3 separate regions of the Homo sapiens genome follow, and regions 1 and 2 are each linked to region 3. Evidence: read pairs that join two places in POLR2A ChIA-PET (ENCODE). Cell type or tissue: PC-9. All regions are shown on one strand. Each heading gives the region's core, and the rest is flanking DNA. Links, peaks and the distances in the headings are about the cores only. Region 1 overlaps SCNN1A (sodium channel epithelial 1 subunit alpha). Region 2 overlaps VWF (von Willebrand factor). Region 3 holds the start of LOC105369625 (a long non-coding RNA gene).

What was found. Peaks named below come from ENCODE experiments on the same cell type or tissue, not always from the same donor. Only the 100,000 strongest peaks of a DNase experiment are listed, where the experiment ranks them.
Region 1: POLR2A ChIA-PET joins it to region 3 with 52 read pairs; 7 of 35 experiments call an interaction of 5 or more read pairs at or near these places.
Region 2: POLR2A ChIA-PET joins it to region 3 with 16 read pairs; 7 of 35 experiments call an interaction of 5 or more read pairs at or near these places.

The regions. Positions count from the first base shown.
Region 1 is chr12:6,368,547-6,373,546 of GRCh38, reverse strand. The region is part of intron 2 of SCNN1A (sodium channel epithelial 1 subunit alpha); the gene reads left to right. It overlaps LOC105369626 (a long non-coding RNA gene), which reads right to left. Exons shown (of 4, transcript XR_931591.3): 2 at 4,714-4,932; 3 at 2,603-2,787; 4 at 1-392. Among named protein-coding and RNA genes, the nearest start is that of SCNN1A, 4.5 kb to the left of the region's middle. In PC-9, for the core only: a CTCF peak has its summit at 2,447 (motif pointing right); DNase peaks (open chromatin) are centred at 866 and 2,216; H3K4me3 peaks cover 3,347 bases; H3K27ac peaks cover 4,613 bases.
Region 2 is chr12:6,051,586-6,056,585 of GRCh38, reverse strand. It overlaps VWF (von Willebrand factor), which reads left to right. Exons shown (of 52, transcript NM_000552.5): 16 at 3,803-4,043. Among named protein-coding and RNA genes, the nearest start is that of SNORA120, 14 kb to the right of the region's middle. In PC-9, for the core only: CTCF peaks have their summits at 74 (motif pointing left) and 2,946; a DNase peak (open chromatin) is centred at 2,825.
Region 3 is chr12:6,291,863-6,299,954 of GRCh38, reverse strand. It overlaps LOC105369625 (a long non-coding RNA gene), which reads left to right and starts at 4,548. Exons shown (of 5, transcript XR_001748979.2): 1 at 4,548-4,704; 2 at 6,746-6,856. RefSeq lists an enhancer at 3,802-4,302 and a silencer at 6,356-6,566. In PC-9, for the core only: no CTCF peak of the experiment used is centred there; DNase peaks (open chromatin) are centred at 3,594, 4,594 and 5,344; H3K4me3 peaks cover 425 bases; H3K27ac peaks cover 3,841 bases.

The DNA of each region.
Region 1 (5,000 bases), core at 1-5,000, 75 kb before region 3:
CTCAGCCATGCCACACCTTGGGAACACCTGCTTCAAGCCAGACACAGGGCTAGGCACCTGGCAAAATGGATTCATGAATAATTCATAAGCCCTTTATTGAAGGCCAGGTAGTTTGCTGTGTTGTGGAGACAGATAAAATAAGATAGCAGAGACAGGCATATAAGCCAGTAACTGTGGCACACTGGGATAAGTATGATAAAAATGGTGAGTTAGTGTACCTTCAAGGAGTGCAAAATCTTTATGGGTGTGGGTGTGAGTGTGTGTGTGCACATATTGGTATGTGTGCGATTTTGGATGCTGGGGATTGGTCATGCTGTGGGTGGAGGCCCCTTCGTATATTCCATCATGTCCAAAGGTGCGTTACGGACTAAGAAAGGGTGGGACGTCCTGTCCTGGAGAGAGAGAGAAAAAAAAAAGCCAGGTCATTTCGTTGATTAACGTCTGTATAATGTCCCAGGTAGGGACCATTTCCTTAGGAAGCTGCCGTGTGCACAGACGCTGCGAAGGTGTCTTGGGTATCTCATTTCATTCTCACATCTTACAAGCCCGGTGCTATTGTTATCCCTATTTTACACTTGAGGAAACTAAGGCAAAGAGAGGCAAGTCACAACATCACAGAGAGAGTGACTGAGCTGTGACTCATCCTGTTTACGCCTAATCCCAAAACTCTGCCTCTTTTTAATACCCAAGATGTGGGGCTTTGAGTGAATGAAACTTCCAGTCAGATGTGGCTTCCGCCTCATTTCAGAGCTCTCTTGGGTCCTTCCTCTTAGCCTCATTTTTCTCCCCCTGCTGCCTGCAGACATCTTCACCCCTTTAGGCCTTGGTGGAGGGGAGGGACCCAGCAGGAAGGGGAAGGACAGCAGGCGGGGCAGTGGGCACTCAATAAATATTTGTGGTTGAAAATATGTCAGTGAGAGATGGAAAGGGAGGGCAGGGGTGAATCGGGTGAGGCCTGCACAGTTCTTAGGTTCTGCTGGATGCGGGGCCCTAGACAGTCCAGGAAAAAGCCGGGGAAAGGAAGCCATAAGCCCTGCCTCTGGGGCCTGCAGGCTGGGAGGCAGCCATCTGCCCAGAAAGAATCCCTCCTTCTTGAAGGGCTGCTGTGGGAGTCGGGAGGGAGAGAACACCTAGGAGAGGAGAGGAGTCGGGGAAGGGCTCCCCAGCACAGCGGGAGGAGATGCAACACCCACCAAGCACTACACACTTGACCTTGTAGTCACATTATGTGCTACACCCTAAAGCTGGGTGCTTTATAGACACTCTCTCATTTAATACTGACAAGTCCAGGGAGGTGGGCAGTATTATTCCCATTTTTTTAGATGAGGAAATTAAGGCTTGGCAAGAGGAAATAATTTGAGCAAGGGAACATACATTATTTATTTATTAAATTAAAAAATAACCGCTGGGCATGGTGCCTCACGCCTGTAATCCCAGCACTTTGGGAGGCCAAGGCAGGCATTGAGGGATCTGGGATGGAGCTCAAACAAGGTTGTTTAAAAGAGCCCCTCACTTGAGGCCAGGAGTTCGAGACCAGCCTGGCCATCATGGTGAAACCCCCGTCTCTACTAAAAATACAAAAATCAGCCAGGTGTGGTGGCGCACGCCTGTAGTCCCAGCTACTTGGGAGGCTGAGGCAGGAGAATCACCTCAGGAGGCCGAGGCTGCAGTGAGCCGAGATCACGCCACTGCATTCCAGCCTGAGCCACAGAGTGAGACACAGTCTCAAAGGAAAAAAAAACAATAATAATGTTTGTATATATTTATGGGCCAGACTTTTTACAAATGAATCTAAATCAAATGATTCTGCTTTAAATTATTTAATTCTCACAACACACCTTGGAAGTAGGTCTCATGATGACTCTTATTTTATGGATGAGGAAACTGAGTCCCAGAGAGTTAAGTAACTGCCTCAACTTCAGACAGACAACAAGTGGTGAAACTGGGACTCAAAAATCATCCCCCGCCCCCCGCCCCACCCCCACCCCCACCGTCCACCCTCACCCCCACCCCCCGCCCCCCCGCCACGCTCCAATGGAAAGCCAGGGCATCTCAGGTTAGCAGCTGAGTCACAAACCTAGTGTGTTTGATTTCAAAGCTCTTTTACCCATTACACTTTAAGTAGGGATCAGGCAAAGACCTCCCAGGGTCGGGGGCAGCTGGTGGGAGCCCAGCGGGCAGAGCAGCAGTCATTGGAGGACAATTTGTCAGGCGTGCAGGAGGGAGGGATCCAGGGCCACTCCTACTCAGGAGAGTGGCAGGGAGGTAAACAGGTTAATGAGCCCCTGTGAGTGAATCACCGGGAGCGCAGTGAATGACTCCTACCGAGGAGATCGGTTGATGAGCTAGAGGAACTGGAGTGAGGCAGAGCTGCCCAGGGCTGCCTACCTGCTGAGGGTCGCCACCAGCAGAGGGAGAGGAGGAAAGTGGACATGCAGGACTCTGTGCTGCTTTCTAACTTCAAGGAAAGGGGACAAAGCACTGAAGACCTTTCAGACTAAGCAAGGAAGTGCTGAGTCCGAAGGGAAGGGTTGGCCACTGCAGCCCCTTTCTCTCTGGTCAACAAAGGGCTTCTTCACTGAAAGGAGAGGGCCAGTCATACCTACAGTCATGGAAAACAGAGCCCACAGACATATTTTTCATCCAGTCCCAGGAACGGTTTAGGCTGGACCCAAGAACTTGGGGTTCTTGAACAATGAAGGAGGTCATGGTAGCTTCTTTCCTGGAAATGGCACAGCAGGAGGCCAGGAGTGGGTGAAGCAAGGGGCAGTTTCCCAGAGAGAGCTCCTGTGGGGAGGATGGGAAAGCCCTGAGCTAGGGAGGCCGTCCCTGCCTGTGGTCCCCAGACGTGGCGGGCAGACCCTGCATTCCCTGGGCAGTCTGGACACCAGGCTGTGCTCAGCAGGGCTGGCAGGAAAAAAAGCCTGGACTGTTGAGAGTTGACATCCCTCTAACCCTGCCATGGTGGTTGGATCCTTCTCATCCCAGGTGGGATGGGGCCTAGGCGGCTCCCACGGCTGTTAGGATGAGCATGGGCTCTTCTGTGAGAGGAGGCCACCGGGGTAAGAGGGAGGGAAGAGGAGGAGAGAGCAGAGTGTCAGCCTCCAAGTCTCCCAGGGTCCTTGCACCCTGCTGCTCCGTCCTGGACACGGAAGAGGGGCTAGAGGGGAGAGGGCCAGCTGCAGGGAAAGGAGATTTTGCTGCCTGATCCCAGATGCTTCAGAGCTGGGAGGCAGACACAGTGGAAAAAGCAGGGGCCGTGGAGTGAACAGGCCTGGGTTCACATCTTGGCTCCAGTCCTTCCTGGCTGAGTGACCCTGGGGAATTTGCCTAGTTGATAGGCCTCAGTTTCCTCAACTGTAAAATGGGGATAATAATGCCTGCCCGATGGAATTGTGTAAGGGTTGACTCACCCTCCAATGTAGGGCTGCCTGCCAGAGCAGATGGGAGTGAGGGCAGTGAGCATGACCTGAGGAGGAGGTCAAGGCCAGAAGGGCTGGACTGTCTGGAAGAACCCACTGTGGGCATTCTTTATCCCTTCCCTCCAGCCGCTGGTCTCCTCAAAACAAGATCGGATGTCTTCAATGTGCTTTCTGTTTAGTGGTCAATTCTCTTAGCTCTAGGTGTCAACTCAAAGGCTCTGCCTCCTGCTATAGGAATTTCTAGTATCACGGGGTCATGGAGGGAGAGATTTTTTTTTTTTTTTTTTTTTTGAGACAGAGTCTTGCACTGTTGCCCAGGCTGGAGTGCAGTGGTGGGATCTTGGCTCACTGCAAGCTCCGCCTCCCGGGTTCATGCCATTCTCCTGCCTCAGCCTCCAGAGTAGCTGGGACTACAGGCGCCCACCACCATGCCCGGCTAATTTATCATACTTTTTTAGTAGAGACGGGGTTTCGCCGTGTTAGCCAGGATGGTCTCAATCTCCTGACCTCGTGATCCACCATCCTCGGCCTCCCAAAGTGCTGGGATTATAGGCGTGAGCCACCGCGCCCGGCCATTCCGTCTTATCTTATGCCAAAAAAGAGGAGCAGTAGACCTTTTGGGAGAGTGAAGGTGGGGCCCTATGGAACCCAGCCTCCTCTGGAGGCCTTGTCACAGGTTTGTGTGTGTGGGATCAAGGGCTGGGAGCCCAGGCTGTGCTCAGTGGGGGGGCTCATCAGTGAGGCCAGGCAGGAGGGAGGCGCGTAGGGTGGCAGGAGGGAGGTGCGTAGGGTGGCAGGAGGGAGGTGCGTAGGGTGGCAGGAGGGAGGTGAGTAGGGTGGCAGGAGGGAGGCGTGTAGGGTGGCAGCATGGAGGAGGAAGCCGGGCACAGAGATGGCATGGGGGCTCCCCAGGGGAGAGGAGTGTGGCCAGAGAAGTGACAACCAGATTGAAGTTGGTGATGAGAGAGAGGGAGGGGCAGGAGGCAGAAGGGACTTGAGCCAGCCTGGGGAAGGAGTGGAAAGGGAGGCCCAGCCAGGATGTGGTGGAAATAACTCCAGGCAAGTGGGGGATCTGGATTCTTCCTGTGTGACCTTGAGAAAGGCAAATTCGCTTTCCTGGGCTCCTGGCTCCTCTGTGTCTTCCTGATAGTCGATGGTCTCTTCACTTTGTGTCACTGAGTATTTTCTCACTTAACCCCCCAAGAGCTTCATGCGGTAGGCAGATCTAGTGTTATGCCCATTTTACAGATAAGGAACTCAGACTGAGAGTCAGAAAGGCTGGGTCACTTACCCCGAGTTACACAGACAGAAAGTGTGTGGCTGGAACACCAGGCCCTACATCTCAGAGAGGTTCTGGCTTGGGTGCTCTTTCTGGGGCACCATGTGGCCCTCCTAAAATAGCCAGAGGTAGCAGGGACGGACCAGAGGGCAGTGTGGTGGTTGGAGTGCTGTCTGACCCATTTGCTAGCTGTGCCAACTGGAATAAGTCATCATGCCTCAGGTTTTTCACCTGGAAAAGGGAATGACAATTGTGTTAGCTAACAGTGGCTAACGGTATACTGTGTTACACTGAAGATT
Region 2 (5,000 bases), core at 1-5,000, 240 kb after region 3:
AAAGCTTGGGTTTCCCGTGGCCGCTGCCACCTAGTGTTCGTTCAGCACAGAAGGTCAGGCTGTGGAGCGAATGGGTCCCAGATCCCACTGGGTCTCCGCCTCCCTTAAGAGTCCGATGAAGGCAAGGGAAATTCACATACAAACCCTTTGCTTGTAACTCCAGGCAAACCACCGATGGACAAAACCTCTGGCGTTGTATAAAGTTACCTAAAGGTGAATTACATCACTGTCCCCAGTTGGCTTTAGATTCTCACTCTGCACTGTTGGATTCCTGGCACCAGAGGTGGTATCTATTGTGCTCACTTTTTTGTTTTTGTTATTGCTCTGGGGACATTTGCTGCATGCCCAGTGTGGTCGGGCAACAGTGATGATGTGGAACTCCAAACTTACTGTTAGAGTCACAGATGGAAATGGCCGCCCTACTAGATACCTATCCTACTAAGTGAAAGGATGAGTAGATTCAGGGCAGGGAAAACCAAGGAAGGCTTTCTGGAGGACGTGTACTTGGCTAGGGTTTTAAAAAGCTGCTTTCTTGGCAGAGAAGACTTGTTTCCAATGGTAGAATCATAGTAGGCATAGAAGTGACGAGTATATTCTGTTAAGAATAAGGCATAGTGGATATTCTGTTTTTTAGGGTAAAGTAGATGTGTTTAGAAATTAAAATGTAGGTGTAGTCCCAGCTACTTGGGAGGTTGAGGCAAGAGGATTGCTTGAGTCTAGGAATTTAAGGCTGCAGTGAGTTATGATCGCACCACTGCACTCTGACCTGGCCAACAGAGAAAGACCCTGTGTGTGTGTGTGTGTGTGTGTGTGTGTGTGTGTGTATACATATATATATATATAAAGTAGATGGTCCTGTTGGAAGAGGAGTTATGAGAAACAGTGAAAGGAATTAGCATCTATATTTCAGGAGCAGTGTAGGCATGGGGACCCTAGAAGTGCTACTATTTTGGGTCCAATGAGCCAACTCATGTTTTGAGTTGTAGAAATGTCATATGAAAGAGGAGCAGAGACAACAGTAAGGACGAAAGGGACGAGCACATAATGCAGCCGTTGTGCCCTCCCCATTCCTCCAGCTCTGGGATGTCTTGGGGAGCCACAGGCTAGGGGCTGGGACAACTGGGTCTGGGTCCTTACTGGCAACTTTCCCGTGAGGTACCAGTTATGGGACCTTGAACCCTTCACGTAACCCCTTTGCACTTCAGTTTCTTCCTTAGCATTTGCTATTTAGAAATTGGGGAAAGTAATGAGGAGTGAATGAGATGCTGCTTGTGAATATTCTTTGCTTGTCCACCAGTGTTAGAAATGATGCATTATCAGTATGTGGCAGCATCCGCAGGATTTCTTAATTTAGGACATTCTCCTGGAATGCTAAGGGCCCACTGAAATATTCTTTAATCTGTCATGAACAGCCATTCTTAACCTCCACTGAACAGAACAGGGGAAATGGGCTGATGCTTCAGTAGTGGGGATAAGATTCAGTTAAAGAATGTCTTGACTCCTGAGGCATTACGATAGGGTAGAAAGGGTGGTAGGAAGGAGCTTTCCCTGGAGACTGTTAAGGACAAGAGGGGTCTGTCTCTGTGGGTTTATGTGACAAGAGACTGGGCTGACCAGATGGCCTTGGGCTGTCCCTTTGTACCCAAGGCAGTTGGGTAAGTCTCCTGGGTTCTTGCCCCAATCTTTTCTTGACTTGGAGAAGAGCTCAGGCTCAGCTGTCCCCTCTACCCACTTCCACTTTCTCTTCCAGAGAAATGAACAGAGCTCCCTAAACCAGTGAATCTATTCGTAAGAAGAGGTCACATCAATTGGAGACACTCAGGGAGCACAGACTTACCATGTAGCTACTTTGTGGGATGGTGTGAGGAGATTGATGAGAAGCACACACATTTTTTTTCCTCTTGCAAATTGGTTGTGCTCCCTTTGGGAAGACAGGACCACAGGCTTTCTGAAGGCAAGGACCAGGGCTGGCCATCTCTGCCTCCCTGGGCCTAGCATAGCCCCTGGCATGCAGTGGATACACAAGAAGTGTCTGCTAAACTGAGATGTGCATTGTTTCTTTGGGGAAGAAGGCTAAAGGAGAAATTTAATAAGGCTCCAAGCCAGCCCTAGAGATAGCCTATCAGAACAAAGAAAGTTCTCAAGTCTAGCTGCTTTTTAATGGGTAAAATGTGCCCTTGTCATTGTAGGCTCAGGTGGTTGAAAGACATCTCCATCTTTATTGTCTAACACATCCTGTCTTAACCTACACTCCCTCAGTATTCATCCAATAATCCAACCTTTCCATTCTTGCAGAGAAAAATCAATGTCTAATAGGATTAAAGAGGCCCTCCCTTCCCAGCTACCTTCAAACACCAAGTTCAGGGTGGTTGTAGGAGCGGGAGGCTGCAGGGTCTCTCCAGAGGCTCCCCACTCCATTGTTCAGGCTCACGGCCAAGGCTTACTTTTATAACATCTGTGAAATGCCCTGCCAGTAGGTTTCTGCTGGAGCAATGGATTTGAACAGAGAGGGGAAGGATTGTGATGGTCTCAGAAGAAGCATGCCCAGGGTGAGGTTCTCATTTCTTGGGCAGCAGCTGGTCTGCACAGGGAAGGCATTTTGAAAGGGCAGAATGCTCCCCACACCTTCCCTGTCCTCTACCCTGCCCATAAGGAATTTTGTCACCAGAATGCCAGAGCTTCTGAGGCCTAGGCCTTTCTCTGGAACACTCCTTCCTTCTTGGGACCGCTGAGCTGGGGCTGTTTCCTTAGCAATAAGAATAATAATTATTATCAGTGAACATTATTAGCAGTGAACATTCTCCACATGCCAGACATTCTTCTAAATGTGTTAGCTCATTCAACCTTCACAAAGACTGGGTGGATACTGTTATTCCATCCAGTGAGGATACTGCCCAAGATCACACAGCCAGCTAGTGGTGGACCTGGGCGTGAACCCAGGTATTTGGGATACAGAGCCCGTTCCCTTAGCTGCGTTGCCACTTTGCTACACTTCCTTCTGGCTTGTGTCTCTTGCAGTATTTTTCTGTGGGAGGCTAGGGAGGGTGAGGGCTGTGGGCAGATGGGTGCAGCCCATTTCGCTGTGGTAGGCATGAGTGTCCCTCCTCTTTGGGACCAGCATGTCCTCAAAGGGACTGTTTTCTTTCTAGAGAGTAAGGGTTATGAGCATGAGCTTTAGGGCTGCAGAGAGCTGAGTTCAAATCCTTCCTCTGCTTCTTCCTGTGAGGTATACCCCTAACAAGTCACTCAGCCTAAGTTTCTTGAAAGGGGGTGATGAGAGCTAACTCGGCATGAGGCATAGAGCCCACGTAAGAGCAAGGCATTCAGTAGGTGCTCCATAAATGGTACTCATTGTTGTCACGGGGTATGCCCTTGCCCGTCATTCCCAGTACTTTTTAATATTCACAGCTTCAAAACCTGCCAGGATTTCTACTACATCCTAGGCTTTGAGAATTCAGAGATGACTAATGCACATTCCCTGTGGTTGAGGAAAGGAGAAAATGTGTGCCCCCATAATTATAATACATATCTGCATGCTGAAAAATACACATTTGCTCATAGTGGGAAAGGAAGTTGATGACCATACAGATATAATTGGGGGTCACTTGGGGAAAACTGGGTAAAGGGTACATGGGATCTTTCTGCATTACTTCTTGTAATTGCAAGCAAGTCTACAATTATCTCAATAAAAATTTTAATTAAATAATTGGGGGTCACAGCTACAAGGGGTGGCAAGTCCTAGAACCACAGTCCTTGCTGTCCAACATTCCCGCTGAGGCCTTACTTCTCCTCTCTCTTCTAGAGCTGAACTGCCCGAAAGGCCAGGTGTACCTGCAGTGCGGGACCCCCTGCAACCTGACCTGCCGCTCTCTCTCTTACCCGGATGAGGAATGCAATGAGGCCTGCCTGGAGGGCTGCTTCTGCCCCCCAGGGCTCTACATGGATGAGAGGGGGGACTGCGTGCCCAAGGCCCAGTGCCCCTGTTACTATGACGGTGAGATCTTCCAGCCAGAAGACATCTTCTCAGACCATCACACCATGTGGTAAGTGCAGGCAGCAGTGTCAGGGACCTCTAAAACAGCAGAGCTGGGGAGGAAAACGGGACCCCCAAGTCCTTTACTTCATGGATGGGTAAACTGGGGCCCAAGGAAGGAAGTGACTTGTCCAGAACTGTACAGCAAGTCAGAAGCGGAGCTGGGATTTGGTCCAGGTCTTCTGACTTCCTTACTACACAGGGAACTGGGATTCCTGGCTGGCAGTAGGAGTTCTTGAGTTTTATTGCCAACTGTTATGTGTTGGCCCCCATTTCTGGGCTTTAGGTCTCAGTTTTCCTTTTCTGGAACAGGAAAAGGGAGATCTGCCTGTCACCCTCCTTTCCAGCCTGCTTTCAGTATTCTCAAGCTGAAGCATTTGAGCAGGAAGAACATGGACCACTGCAGCGCTGCCTCCATGGGGCATTGCTACCCTGACCTGCTTCATGCACTTCCCCAAAATAGCTCCAAATCATGCTTGCTTCCTGCAGCTCTTTGCCTAGGCCTTCTGTGACAGTCGGTTTCAACAGGGTTGCCATGAGCGTGGAAGAAATTTACAACAGGACATTTGTTGAGCAAACACTTACCTGTCACCTGTTCTGTCTTAGTTCTGGCTAAGAATTGGTGGTCTAAAGATGAGCCAGGCTGGGGCAGTGGCTCACATCTGTAATCCCCAGCACTTTGGGAGGTGGAAGTGGGAGGAATGCTTGAGCCTGGGAGTTTGAGAGCAGCCTGGGCAACATAGTGAGGCCCTGTCCCTAAATACAAAGAAAAAAAAATAGTTGGCCATGGTGGTGCATACCTGTAGACCCAGCCACTTGAAATACTGAGGTGGGAAGATTGCTTGAGCCCAGGAAGCCAAGGCTGCAGTGAACTGTGATCGCGCCACTGCATTCTAGCCCGGGCGACAGAGGGAAATCCAGTCACCAGACACAGTACCTGATAGTCTACTAGGGAAGACCAGTTAGA
Region 3 (8,092 bases), core at 1,717-6,716:
TAAATGTGAAACTTTTCACTTCCCCCTTCTTTTTTTTTTTGGAGACAGAGTCTCGCTCTGTTGCCCAGGCTGGAGTGCAGTAGGTGTGATCTCGGCTCACTGCAACCTCCACCTCCTGGGTTCAAGCGATTTTCCTGCCTCAGCCTTCTGACTAGCTGGGATTACAGGTGCCCGCTGCCCACGCCCGACTAATTTTTGTATTTTTAGTAGACATGGGGTTTTACCGTGTTGGTCAGGCTGCTCTCGAACTCCTGACCTTGTGATCCGCCTGCCTCAGCCTCCCAAAGTGCTGGGATTACAGGCGTGAGCACCACACCTGGCCTCACTTCCCTCTTCTTGAAATTGTGCAAAATATTCAGAGAAGAGCAGTCCCGCCAGGGTGGCAGACAGCCTGGCCCTGGGCTCTGTGTGAGCTTCACAGGAGATCGGCCTTGTCTGGGTGCTTTTAAGAATCATGATGATCTTTAAGATAGATAAGGCATGGAGCTCTGCCTCGAGCTTATCACATACATGACTTAAGGTGCTATCACTATCAGTGTTTACTACCTGACTCTCCCTTAGCACTCAAGTATTCCTGGGGAGCTTTAGGGATATGGAAAGTAATACTGTCCCTACTCCTGCTTCACCCTATCTGAGCCCACAACATCCCAACACATCTTCTTAACTTCACATTTTGCCCTTTACAAAAATATATATAGGACAGAGAAGACACGAAGACCTACAAGAGGTTTGTGGTGATTTCATTAAACGAAGACTTGCCCACACTGATATTATTATTTATTTTTTAAAATTTTATTTCAGTAGATTTTGGGGAACAGGTGGTGTTTGGTTACCTGGATAAGTTCTTTAGTGGTAGTTTCTGAGATTTTGGTATACTCATCACCTGAGCAGTGTACACTGTACACTTTTATCCCTCACCCTCTCCCACCCTTCCCCCTGAGTCCCCAAAGTCCATCATATCATTCTTATGCCTTTGCACCCTCATAGCTTAGCTCCCACTTATAAGTGAGAACATACGATGTTTGGTTTTCCATTCCTGAGTTACTTCACTTAGAATCATGGTCTCCAACTCCATAATATATATCACATTTTCTTTATCCACTCGGTTCAACTCAAACCGATGTTATGAAGCATCCTTTCTTCGGGGCCATGAAGCTTTTACGCTCCAAGCATTCTATCTTAAAATTTGGGAAAGTTGAGAGGTCGTGTGGTGCCTGAAGTGTTCTATGTGGCATGGGTTATTATTATGATTGTTCTTAAGAGAGCCACCTGCCTGGCCTCCCATAGTGCTGGGATTACAGGCATGAGCCGCCACGCCTGACCAGCGTGGATTATTTCTTAACGCACCCCCTTCCTCTACAAAAGTTATTTTCAGCAATAATCATGAATTGAAGTTTTCATATTGGCCCTCATAAAACAAAAATATTACAACTTGTAATTTGCCTTCTATCTCACTGCTTTTTTTTTTTTTTGATCACTGAAACCTCCGCCTCCTGGGTTCAAGTAGGTCTCATGCCTCAGCCTCCCGAGTAGCTGGGATTACATGCGTGCGCCACCATGCCCAGCTAATTTTTGTATTTTTAGTACAGACAGGGTTTCGCCATGTGGGCCAGGCAGGTCTTGAACTCTTGGCCTCAAGTGATCCTCCCACCGTGGCCTCCCAAAGTGCTGGGATTACAGGTGTGAGCCACCACACCCGGCCTCCTTTTCACTGTTTTGAATTTTTAACACAAATACAAAGTCCAAGTAGATAAGAGAAAAATAACTCAAGTTATTCCTTTGTCTTTGCAATCAGGGCACTATCATTGTGTCTTTTGAATCTACCTTTGAAAGGCAGAGATAACGTGGTTCTGTTAGTGGAAAAAAGGGTCTTGATCCAGAGCCCAGAGGGTTCTTGGATCTCGTGCAGGAAATAACTCAAGGCGAGTCACAGAGTGCAGTAAGAAGAAAGTTTATTGAAAGCTATCCTGTTACACAGGAGGGCGTCCTCAGAAAGCCAGCAGAGGACTGCCCCGGCTTTGTTTTAAGTTTTTCTCGTATAGGGGTCTTGTCGATGTAAAGGTTAAACTAAGCTGTTTCTACATGTGGGTGAGCAGACTGCATGAGAGAGTTTATTACTCTGTTGATTTAAAGAAAACTGTCCTTGACGTTTTAGTGTGTAAGTATTAATACATCAAGGTGTAACTATGATTATCTTCAGAGCATATGTTGATACGAGTATCGGGACATGTGGACTCTCCATTGTTGTCGGAGGGTGTCTTTGTAGGCATCTTTAGACTGTTTCCTCAACTGTAAACACACCATGACTATAGGCTGTGACCAGCAAGGAGTGTGCCTTTCTAGCTTTTTGTGTGTGTGTGCCTTTCTAGTTTTAAGATGGGAGTTGATTGGCCAGGTGCTGTGGCTCATACCTATAATCTCAGCACTTTGGGAGGCCGAGTCGGGAGGATTACTTAAGACCAGGAGTTGAGACCAGCCGGGCAACACGGGGAGACCCTATCTCTAAATTAAAAAACAAAACAAAACAAAAAGATGGAGTTGAGTGTAAAATGGTGTCACTCTGGCTCTCCCAAGCTCCTGCTTCCATAGCAGCTCCACACGAACGGAGGCACTGACCAGCCAGAAGTAAGAAACACATGGAGCTGAGTCTGCGGGTGTCGGGGGCCCACTGAATAACGAGTTTTCAGCTTTCATTTCTGCATAGGAGATAATGTTATTTATCTTTTTTTTTTTTTTTTTTTTTTTGAGACTGAGTCTCACTCTGTCGCCCAGGCTGGAGTGCAGTGGCGCGATCTCGGCTCACTGCAAGCTCCGCCTCCCGGGTTCACGCCATTCTCCTGCCTCAGCCTCCCGAGTAGCTGGGATTACAGGCGCCCGCCACCACGCCCGGCTAATTTTTTGTATTTTTAGTAGAGATGGGGTTTCACCGTGTTAGGATGGTCTCCATCTCCTGACCTCATGATCCACCTGCCTCGGCCTCCCAGAGTGCTGGGATTACAAGCGTGAGCCACCTTGCCCGGCCGATAATGTTATTTAAATGCTAAGTTATAAAAACAAGTTAAATTGAAGTTCACATTTTATTTATTTATTTATTTATTTTTGAGATGGAGTCTCACTCTGTCACCCAGGCTGGAGTGCAGTGGCCTAATCTCGGCTCACTGAAACCTCTGCCTCCTAGGTTCAAGTGATTCTCCTGCCTCAGCCTCCTGAGTAGCTGAGATTACAGGCGTGCACTACCATGCCTGGCTAATTTTTGTATTTTTAGTAGAGATGGGGTTTCACCATGTTGGCCAGGCTGGTCTCGAACTCTTAACCTCGGGTGATCCACCTGCCTTGGCCTCCCAAAGTGCTGGGATTACAGGCGTGAGCCACTGTGCCCGGCCGAAGTTCACATATAATTAAAACTCAGTGGTAATGACAGCATTTATTTAGATTTAGAACTTAGACCAATAAAATACTTTTTCAGGGAGGAATGTTTTATCACTGACATTGTTTAGGATTGCTGGCCCAGGGGATAACAAAGAACTTTCGGTTGCTTACTCATTTACAATTCTCTAAGGACAATGCAGCCTCTATTCCCTGCCTTGGCGGTGGTGGGGAAACGGTTTTCACTACCCTGCTATTGCCTACCACTGATAAGAGGCCTACCTTTTTTTATAAAGTGGCGGAAGGGTGACTCGTGTCAAAAGGCTGGCGGGATGCCAGCATGAGTCCTTGGCCCCTCTCCTACTTCGTTCCTATCCTGTCCTGTTCTCCATCTTGCTGTTTGGACAGATGTTGCCATCCTGGACCTTGAGGCTGAGAGACTTGTCCGAGGGGTGGCACACCAGAAGGAGCCTAGGACCCTGGCACTTCATCAGCACTCCATGGAAAGTGCTCCGTCTTCAGACTATGTGAGGGAGAAATAAGATCTCATCTTTTCTGGGGTCTCACTCTCCCACCCAGGCTGAAGTGCGGTGGTGAGATCTCGGCTCACTGTAACCTCCGCCTCCTGGGTTCAAGCAATTCTCCTGCCTCAGCCTCCCGAGTGGCTGGGATTACAGGCGCCTGCCACCACGCCCAGCTAATTTTTGTATTTTTAGTAGAGACAGGGTTTCACCATGTTGGCCAGGCTGGTCTTGAACTCCTGACCTCAAGTTATCCACCCACCTCAGCCTCCCGAAGTGGTGGGATTACAGGCATGAGCCACCATGTCTGGCCCTCTTTTCTGAGGTTTCTGACACTTTCAGGGATCAGGGACATTTATGCCGGAGTCCTGACCTTTAAGCCGAGGTCTGAAGAATGAATAGGTATTTTGTGAGTAAGAAGAGGGAAGAGAATTTCAAGGAGTTGGGGGCTTGGGTAGGAAAGCTAAGAGCCAAGAGACCACATGGTGAGTTTGAGGAACGGAAAGAAGCTTTGGATGGGGGAGCTCAGAGTGCCAGAGTGTCTGGAATAGGAACCCCAGAAGGACTTACTTGTGCAGATGATTGATCTGTGCTCATTGGCATTACCTAACATTCTGTCTGGGAGTTCTGGGGTGCTAGGAGGTTCTCAGAGGCCAGACCAGGAAATCCAGGGCCTCACCTTCCCAGGGTTGCCCCAGGCAACCTCTGTTTGTAAAGAATCCTGTTTATTATCTACTGACTCATGGTCATCTGTGGTTGCTATGGTTCCCACCAACAATGAAGCATAAATCCATTCCTAGAGGGTGGGGTCTGCAAGGTGGGGCTGTCCTCTTCCTTTTCTGGCTCCCAGCTCCTCGCAGCTTCCCAGCCTACAGCAGCAGGGTTGGGGGGTGGGGGGGTTGGGGGAGTGTCTTTGTCTATGGAATCTCAGATGTGGGGCTCCTTGGAAGGGTGGGACAAGGAGCTCAGTGGAGTGAAGGGACAGATCTCTGCAGTCAGGGCTGGGACCACGTCCACTGAGTGAGAGAGAACCGGGCAGCTCTAAGCTGATCAGAAGCCCTGTTCCCTCTGCATAACTAGAGGAGGAGCCCAGGAGATGGAGAGAGAGAGACTCCAGGAAGAGTTAGAGCAGGATTAGGAGACCTGGCCCCTTTCTCCACCAGGGACAAGCAGAGTTTGTTCCCCAAAGTGGTGGCAGATACATAAATGTGAAGCTGGGAGAGGCAGTTGTTTGGCAACAGGCAGAGATGTATATATGTTGTATAAAGGAACCAAGAGAAAGGGAAGCTAGAGGGACAGGTGGACTTTGGAAAGATTATTTCATTTCACACATTTGCACAAAGTCTTATAGGTTACAAAGCATTTGTGCATCTATTTTCTCATTTGCTTGTCACAGAAGCCCTGTGAGGAAGCCAGGGCAAGAAATATCAATCCATTTGAAAATGAGTAAACACTGGCTTATAAAGGTTGCTTAACACAGCCAAGGTCAAAAACAGGACTAGAATTTAGAGCTCCTGGCTCATAGTTCAGTGCTTTCTTTAAACTTTTTTTTTTTTTTTTTTTTTTTTAACAGAGATGGGTCTCTCTGTGTTGCCCAGGCTTGTCTTTAACTCTTAGACTCAAGCAATTCTCCTGCCTTGGCTTTCCAAAGTGTTGGGATTACAGGCTTGAGCCACCACACCTGGCCCAGTGCTCACTCTTTCTTTTCTCTCTTTCTCTCTCTCTCTCTTTCTTTTTTGACAGAGTCTTGAGTCACCACACGTGGCCCAGTGCTCGGTCGCTCCTTCCTTCCTTCCTTCCCTCCCTCCTTCCCTCCCTCCTTCCCTCCTTCCTTCCCTCCTTCTTTCCTTTCTTCCTTCCTTCCCTCCTTCTTTCCTTCCTTTCTCTCTCTCTCTCTCTCTCTCTCTTTCTTTCTTTCTTTTTTTCAGAGTCTTGCTCTGTCACCCAGACTGGAGTGCAATGGCAGGATCTCGGCTCACTGCAACCTCCACCTTCTGGGTTCAAGCAATTCTCCTGCCTCAGCCTCCCAAGTGGCTGGGATTACAGGCACCTGCCACCACGCCCAGCTAATTTTTTTGTATTTTTAGTAGAGATAGGGTTTCACCATGTTGGCCAGACTGGTCTCGAACTCCTAACCTCAGGTGATCCACCCGTCTCGGCCTCCCAAAGTGCTGGGATTACAGGTGTGAGCCACCACGCCTGGCCACCCAGTGCTCTTTCTATCAAATAAATGTCTCAAACTTGGGCTTTCGTGGGTCATTTTAATGGGTGTTTAATACACACAAAGTGCCAAAATTTTGGGTCAACTTAAAAAATTGTCAGCTAGGCGCCACCAGTGGGTCATGCCTGTAATCTGTGTGCTTTGGGAGGCCAAGGTAGGCAGACCACTTGAGGTCAGGAGTTCGTGACCAGCCTGGCCAATATGGCAAAACCCCATCTCTACTAAAAATACAAAAATTAGCCGGGCATTGTGGTGGGCGCCTGTAATCCCAGCCACTTGAGAGGCTGAGGTGGGAGAACCACTTGAACCCGGGAGGCGAAGGTTGCAGTGAGCCAAGATCATGCCACTGCACTCCAGCTTGGGTGATAGAGTGAGATCCTGTCTTGGAAAAAAAAAAAAAATTGTCACTGCTGGTGTGGTGGTGCACCACCTGTGGTCCCAGTTGCCTGCAGAGGCTGAGGTGGTCGGATTGCTTGAGCCTGGGAGGTCAAGGCTGCAGTAAGCTATGATGACACCACTGCACTCCAGCCTGGGCATCAGAACAAGACCCTGTCTCAGAAGAAATTTTGTCTCAAATTTTAAAATAATGTATTAAAACACGAAAAAAGTAACAACAGTGTCTCTGTTTTAAATCAAGGAGAAGGACATTGTCATCTTCATTAGATTGTTTATATTCAGCTTGGTGTCAGACTACTGTGGTGGACATTCTTGGGGAAGGTGATTTGCCACACCACCAGGAACTACATCTGTAAGTACACTACATTCAAAATTTGGAAGATTGTTTTAACCCTGGGTGATGGTGGAAAATAGATTTCTTATCCAACCTTTGGCTTCGTTGGAAAGTACTTCATGTTCTGATGTTGAATTTCAACTGTTTTTTTATTGTGGTAAAATATACATAACATGAAGTTTACCTTTTAATCTCAGTGGTTTTAAAATATACTCAATAATATGTTTTTGATTTCTTTCTAAAAAAAAATCCAATGTTGGGAAATAGTAAAGCGTTGATGTTGCAACTGTGCCAGAGTTCTAAGTTCAAGAAATCCTGGTATTTTATTTCTAACATTAAGGTTGTAAAATGCTGGTCCTGAGTCATAGGTTCTGGTGTGTCACTAAGATACACTACTTGAACAAACCCTTTGCAATTAGATGAATGCTCTTCGTTAGCATATCAATGTCACAAAGTGTCATCCTGCATTTAGAAAAACTTGTGTGATGGAAAGGAAAAAGTAAAACTATCTCTGTTTGCAAATGACGTGATATTATATATAGAAAACCCTAAGGAATCTACAAAAATAATTAGAATCTACAAAAAATAATTAGAGCTATAAAACAGTTCAGCAGAGTTGCAGGATACAAGATCACTTACATTACTAGTTCCGGGCTCTTCTATGTACAAAAATCAGTTGCATTTCTATGCACTAGCAATGAATAACCTGAAAATGAAATTAAGAAGACCGTCTGCTTAGAATAGTATCAAAATGAATAGAATACTTAGGAATAAGCGTTTTTTTTTTTTTTTTTTTTTTTTTTTCTGGAGACGGAGTCTCACTCTTTCGCCCAGGCTGGAGTGCAGTGGAACCATCTCGGCTCACTGCAAACTCTGCCTCCCGGGTTCACGCCATTCTCCTGCTTCAGCCTCCCAAGTAGCTGGGACTGCAGGTGCCCGCCACCACGCCTGGCTAATTTTTTGTATTTTTAGTAGAGATAGGGTTTCACTGTGTTACCCACAATGGTCTCAATCTCCTGACCTCGTGATCCACCCGCCTCAGCCTCCCAAAGTGCTGGGATTACAGGCGTGAGCCACTGCGCCCTGCCAGGAATAAATTTAACCAAAGAAATGCAATAATTGTACACTGAAAAATATTGTTGAAAGAAATTAAACAAGGTCTAAATAAAATCAAAGGACAGCCTATGTTTATTGTCTAAAAACTTAATATTGTTAAGATGTTGATACCAAATTTATCTACAGATTCAATGCAAT